Regions from separate parts of the Homo sapiens genome. Here region 2 is linked to region 1. Evidence: read pairs that join two places in POLR2A ChIA-PET (ENCODE). Cell type or tissue: OCI-LY7. All regions are shown on one strand. Links, peaks and the distances in the headings refer to the core of each region. The heading gives the core; the rest is flanking DNA.

Region 1 (2,800 bases), core at 182-2,681:
GAAAGGCAGCCCTTCTTCGCTGGTGGGCGGGTGGGGCCTGCAGGGCAAGTGGGGTCTGCAGCACCCTCAGCACCTTGGGAAGAGGCATAGTCTCCAGATGCCAATAGGAAGATGGGTTGGAGAAACTTAGGGCAATACGTCCTTAGTGGGCCACTGAATCTTGAGGCTTTCTCCTATTCCTCAGTGGTGGGGTCACTTGATCATGCATTGTGGCCTCTCATGAACAAGCCTGTTACAATGTTTGGAAGACATAAGAACAAGGGGCTGGAATGCTCACTTCTCATGCTCCTAATGCTCTTAGGGACTTGGGGAGAGCACAGCTGGCTCATGTCTCAGAGGATCACAGGTCTCAGGGGATCACGGAGCTCTAGGACATGCTTGCAGCACTGAAAGCAAATTAAAGATGTCAGTCTTTTTTTTTTAACCATTGATTGATACAACATATCAACAATCTTTTGCTAGATTTTGCAACTTTAAAATTTAGATTTACTCAGCATCTTTTCCCTGAGCAGCATTGATGAGAGTAACACTCTTAGGAACTCTATTCATATGTCTATTTAATAAAAATGGCAACATTTAAATTAAATATGCAACAGCAATACCTGACATTCATAGATCATTTATCTGCTGGGTGTATTGCATGTGTGACCTCACTAAATTTTCCAATAGTCCTGTGAGAAAAGCTATTACTATCTCCATTTTGCAGATGGAGCAATTGAGACTTGGAGAGTTAGGGCATGCTTAAGGTCACACAACTGGTAAAAGCCGGAGCTGATGTGAACCCAAGCAGGCTGGCTCCGGGATCCCACTCTTAGCCATTATACTGCATTGCTGTGCTCAGTGCCTGCCCTTCCTTGGGGGAGGGATGCCTTTCAAGGAATATTGCAAGGACACCAGGGCAAGAGAGTCATGATGATGCTACCCCAAGCAGGACTCAGGTTATGTCTGAACCTTCCATGTAAAGCATTATAGGAGAGGATGTGTCCTTCTGTGTGAAGGTCCATTAAACCCACTTCTCTGTGCTTGGGTATGGTCAGACGTGGGTGAGGTTGGGCAGTTAGAAGAGGAGGAGCAATTTAACTTGAAGATGGTTATGGTCTAGATCAGGAAGGGAACAGTCAGCTCTCATATTAATATCAAGCCCAGACAACATCTTTAGAGCAGGGACAGACACTAAGAGACTGTGGGTGGGGAGTGAGCATAATCCTTGGACTTGGGAGAACCGGAAGCTCTGAAATGGACTTCCGCCAGCAGGGAGCTGGGTCTCGTGGACTGGACCCCTGCCGGCAGGCGGCAGTGCAGGCCTGGGCAGCCAATGCACCGGCAAGGCAGCCCCTGGGCCCTCAACATCCCTCTTCCACATCCAGGGGCCCTGAAGATGCTCATGGTGGGACTCTGGCCTGCCTGGTGCTTACTTTTGGTATTCTGCATGCCTAGCATTGCCAGATAAAACACAGGATGCCCAGTGGAATTTGAATTTCAGATAAACAATGAATACTTTTTTAGTATAAATGTGTTCCAAATATGGCATGTCCCAGCTACCCGTATTACTGAAATTTTTGTTGTTTATTTGAAATGCACATTTAACTGGGTGTCTTGTATTTTTATTTCCTAAATCTAGGTGAATGGTGAGTTTTTAAGTGAAGAAATTGCATTCCTTTTTTTTACACAGATATTTACTGATTGTCTGTGATGCGGTCAACACAAGCCCAGGGGCTGGAGACATATCAGTGAAAAGATAAGCTCCCTGCCCTCATATAGTTTATATTATCGTGTGTGTGTGTGTGTGTGTGTGTGTGTGTGTGTGTGTGTGTGTGTGTGTGTGTAGGGGAGAGGTGAGATGGGAGAGACATAAAATAAACATGTATGAATCTGATGATTTCAGATAGTGATGTGAGGGAAAATAAGAACAGAGATGTAATTGAGGTTGGTTATGGGTGGCATGGGTGACTAATTTAGTTGGAGCTGAGAACTGTGAAAAATTGGAGACAGAGTTTCAGGTAGCTAGAAAAGAGAGACATAGAAAGGACGAGAAGGAAGGCCACTGCAGCTGAAGGGAAGAAAGAGAAGGAGCAGATGTGAGGTGAGGCTGGGGAGGAAGCAAGGGCCAGATCGTTTGCAGATGTTACAGGCCTGGGAAGGAGGTCCAGCTGTCATCATCTGATGTACATTTTATGAAGAACTGGAGAATGGATTGTCCAGGGACAAGAGCAGAAGCAAGGGGGCCAGTTAGTGGGTTATTGAAGCAGTCCCTGTAAGAGATGATGGTGTTTATAGAAGGTGGTTGCAGTGGAGATGGAAGAAGTAGATGGATTGGAGATATATTTTCATGGTAGAACTGACAGGTCTTACTGATGAAGTGGATGTAGGGAAAAAGGGAAATGAAGGACCTTCTAGAAATACTCCTAGGAACACTCCTGCATTTTGGGGAGTGAGTTAGTCAGTGTTCTGTTTTTCACAGCAGTGCCTCCCAACTGTTGTCATATTGATGGCTTACATGGAAAACTGTATTTGTAGTGCTCCTGACTGGGAGGGGCTGGCTCAGGGGCTCCAGCCACCCCAGGTACATGGGCACTCTGAACACTATCTCAGCAAGCTTATAACCCACTTATGGCAGTTCACCTGCCGGGAAGCTCTGTTCAGGATTTTCCAGCTGGAGCCAAGTGTGTGCTGCAGTGGGCCCAGTGAGAGATGGAAAGTCAAGCTGGTGAAGTGCAAGAAGCACTTAGGATCAGGACACTCCCTCAAGCATCTGAAATCAAAGATTTCTGGAATTCAGGTCTAGGACAGATTTTAGAAA
Region 2 (2,800 bases), core at 117-2,616, 340 kb before region 1:
GGTATTTTGCTCTGTCACCCAGACTGGAGTGCAGTGGTGTGATTATACCTTACTTCAGCCTCGAACTTCTAGGCTCAAGCTATCCTCCTGCCTCAGCCTCCTGAGTAGCAGGGACCACAGGCACACTGATTTTTTTTTCTTGTTCCTTCAAGAGATGTAGTTTTGGCAGGGTGTGGTGGCTTATGCCTGTAATCCCAGCACTTTGGGAGGCTGAAGTGGGCAGATCACCTGAGGTCAGGAGTTCGAGACTAGCCTGGCCAACATGGTGAAACCCCATCTCTACTAAAAATACAAAAATTAGCTGGGTGTGGTGGCAGGTGCCTGTAATCCCAGCTACTCAGGAGGCTGAGGCAGGAGAATCGCTTGAACCCAGGAGGCAGAGGTTGCGGTGAGCCAAGATCGCACCACTGCACTCCAGCCTGGGCAACAGAGTGAGACTCTATCTCAAAAAAATAAAAATAAAAAAAAAAGAGGTGTAGTTTTGTTCTTTTACAAAAATGAGGTCATACTAGTCTACATGTAATTCTACAGTGTGCTTTTCCTCTAGCATTATCAGTGACATTCTTTTCTACTTACAGATCTACTTTTTAAAAAATGCTTCATATTATTTCATGTGAATTTTAAGGATGCATAGTAGTTTATTTATCTAGCTGGTCCTCTGTTAATGGCCATGTACGTTGGTTTCAGTTTCTCAGTCTTACAGATAATGCTCCAGTGAATATCTTTTTGCAGCTGCATGAGTATTTCTGTAGGCTGGATTCTTCCTTTTTTTTTTTTTTTTTTTTTGAGATAGAGTCACTCTGTCGCCCAGGCTTGAGTGGTGCAATCTCAGCTCACTGCAACCTCCATCTTCTGGGTTCAAGTGATTCTCCTGCCTCAGCCTCCCTAGTAGCTGGGATTACAGGCATGTGCCACCATGCCTAGCTAATTTTTTTGTATTTTTGGTGGAGACGGGGTTTCACTGTGTTGGCCAGGCTGGACTCGAACTCCTGAGCTCAAGTGATCTACCTGCCTTGGCTTCCCAAAGTGTTGGGATCACAGGCGTGAGCCACTGCACCCGGCCTCTGTGGGCTAGATTTTTAATACTGTCATTTCAGTCCACCTTGGCTTTTTCTCCATCTCATAAATAAAACATTATTTAAATCTGTACATTCAGTAAAGCCATTGGAGGTGCTGAGATGATGATTCTCCATAGCCCCATCCCTCAGATGCCACTATTCTTGAAAAATGCCCTTCCAACCTGGGAGAGCCTAGGACCTTAGAGATGCCTTCCACCCTGCAACTGTGAAGAAGCTCAGACATTCTGTCAATTTGAGGGGCAGCTGCTCTAGCAGTTGGGGCACAGGAATTTTGCACCAGGTGCAATTGCTCATTGGCTCACCGCTCTCCAATCAGTTTGTGTCCTTTTTTCTTTCAATTTCTGTATTGCCCCATTCACTCCTCAACTTCCTTTCCAGCTTCTCTGATTTTACTGTTGTGTAGAGAACTGGCTGTCTTCTGTGGGGTCCTTCTGTGTTTTGTGTGTCCTTGTGTCTGGCCTGGACTCATCTCTGCATATGGGATGTTTGTCATACATGGCAACAGTCAGGGAGGGGTGGAAGGCACTGCTTTGTGTTGCAAGAAGGGGGTTTTCACTGAGGTTTTTTTTTTCCGAGACGGAGTTTCACTCTTGTTGCCCAGGCTGGAGTGCAATGGCACAATCTCGGCTCACCACAACCTCTGCCTCCCGGGTTCAAGTGATTCTCCTGCCTCAGCCTCTCAAGTAGCTGGGATTACAGGCATGTGCCACCACGCCTGGCTAATTTTTGTATTTTTATTAGAGACAGGGTTTCTCCATGTTGGTCAGGCTGGTCTTGAACTCCCGACCTCAGGTGATCCGCCCGCCTTGGCCTCCCAAAGTGCTGGGATTACAGGCATGAGCCACTGTGCCCAGCCTTCACTGAGGTCTTAAATATGATCTGTGATTTCTCTTGCATTACTTGCAGATGATCTGGTAGGTTGCTTACTGGCAAAACTAATTTTAGGATCTATTGGTCTTGGAGCACCCTCAAATGTGGGCATATGGTTAATTATATCATGTGCAGAGAAGGATCATTTCATCTAAGTAATATTTCTAAGATGGCTGCATTCCTTTAAAATACCAGAAATCTATTTTTTTTTTTTTTTTTGAGATGGAGTTTCGCTCTTGTTGCCCAGGCTGGAATGCAATGGCGTGATCTTGGCTCACCGCAACCTCTGCCTCCCAGGTTCAAGTGATTCTCCTGCCTCAGCCTCCCGAGTAGCTGGGATTACAGATGTGCTACCATGCCCGGCTAATTTTGTATTTTTAGTAGAGATGGGGTTTCTCCATGTTGGTCAGGCTAGTCTCGAACTCCGGACCTCAGGTAATCCGCCTACCTCGGCCTCCCAAAGTGCTGGGATTACAGGCATGGGCCACCTTCCCGGCCTTAGAATTCTATTATTTTAACTATCTTTGTCTGTGTCATTTCTGACAGCTCTTGTTCCTCGATTCTGACCTTGTGCCTACCTCTGCCAGTCAACCCTTTTTAATTTTCTGCTGTTGCTGCTTTTTTTTTTTTTTTTTTTTTTTTGAGACAGTGTTTCCCTCTTGTTGCCCAGGCTGGAGTGCAATGGTGCGATCTCAGCTCACTGCAACCTCCGCCTCCCGAGTTCCAGCGATTCTCTTGCCTCAGCCTCCCAAGTAGCTGGGATTACAGGCGCCCGCCACCACGCCAAGCTAATTTTTTGTATTTTTAGAAGAGATGGGATTTCACAGCCACTGCACCTGGCCAATTTTCTG

What was found. ChIA-PET counts read pairs that join two places held together with the same protein. Peaks named below come from ENCODE experiments on the same cell type or tissue, not always from the same donor. Only the 100,000 strongest peaks of a DNase experiment are listed, where the experiment ranks them.
Region 2: POLR2A ChIA-PET joins it to region 1 with 5 read pairs; 1 of 35 experiments calls an interaction of 5 or more read pairs at or near these places.

The regions. Positions count from the first base shown.
Region 1 is chr14:22,470,193-22,472,992 of GRCh38, reverse strand. The region is part of intron 2 of TRD-AS1 (TRD antisense RNA 1); the gene reads left to right. It also overlaps TRA. Among named protein-coding and RNA genes, the nearest start is that of TRD-AS1, 11 kb to the left of the region's middle. RefSeq lists enhancers at 799-1,298, 1,120-1,414, 1,299-1,800. In OCI-LY7, for the core only: a CTCF peak has its summit at 1,287 (motif pointing right); a DNase peak (open chromatin) is centred at 1,262; H3K4me3 peaks cover 49 bases; H3K27ac peaks cover 2,187 bases.
Region 2 is chr14:22,809,831-22,812,630 of GRCh38, reverse strand. The region is part of intron 2 of SLC7A7 (solute carrier family 7 member 7); the gene reads left to right. Among named protein-coding and RNA genes, the nearest start is that of SLC7A7, 4.2 kb to the left of the region's middle. In OCI-LY7, for the core only: no CTCF peak of the experiment used is centred there; DNase peaks (open chromatin) are centred at 720 and 1,370; H3K4me3 peaks cover 2,030 bases; H3K27ac peaks cover 1,940 bases.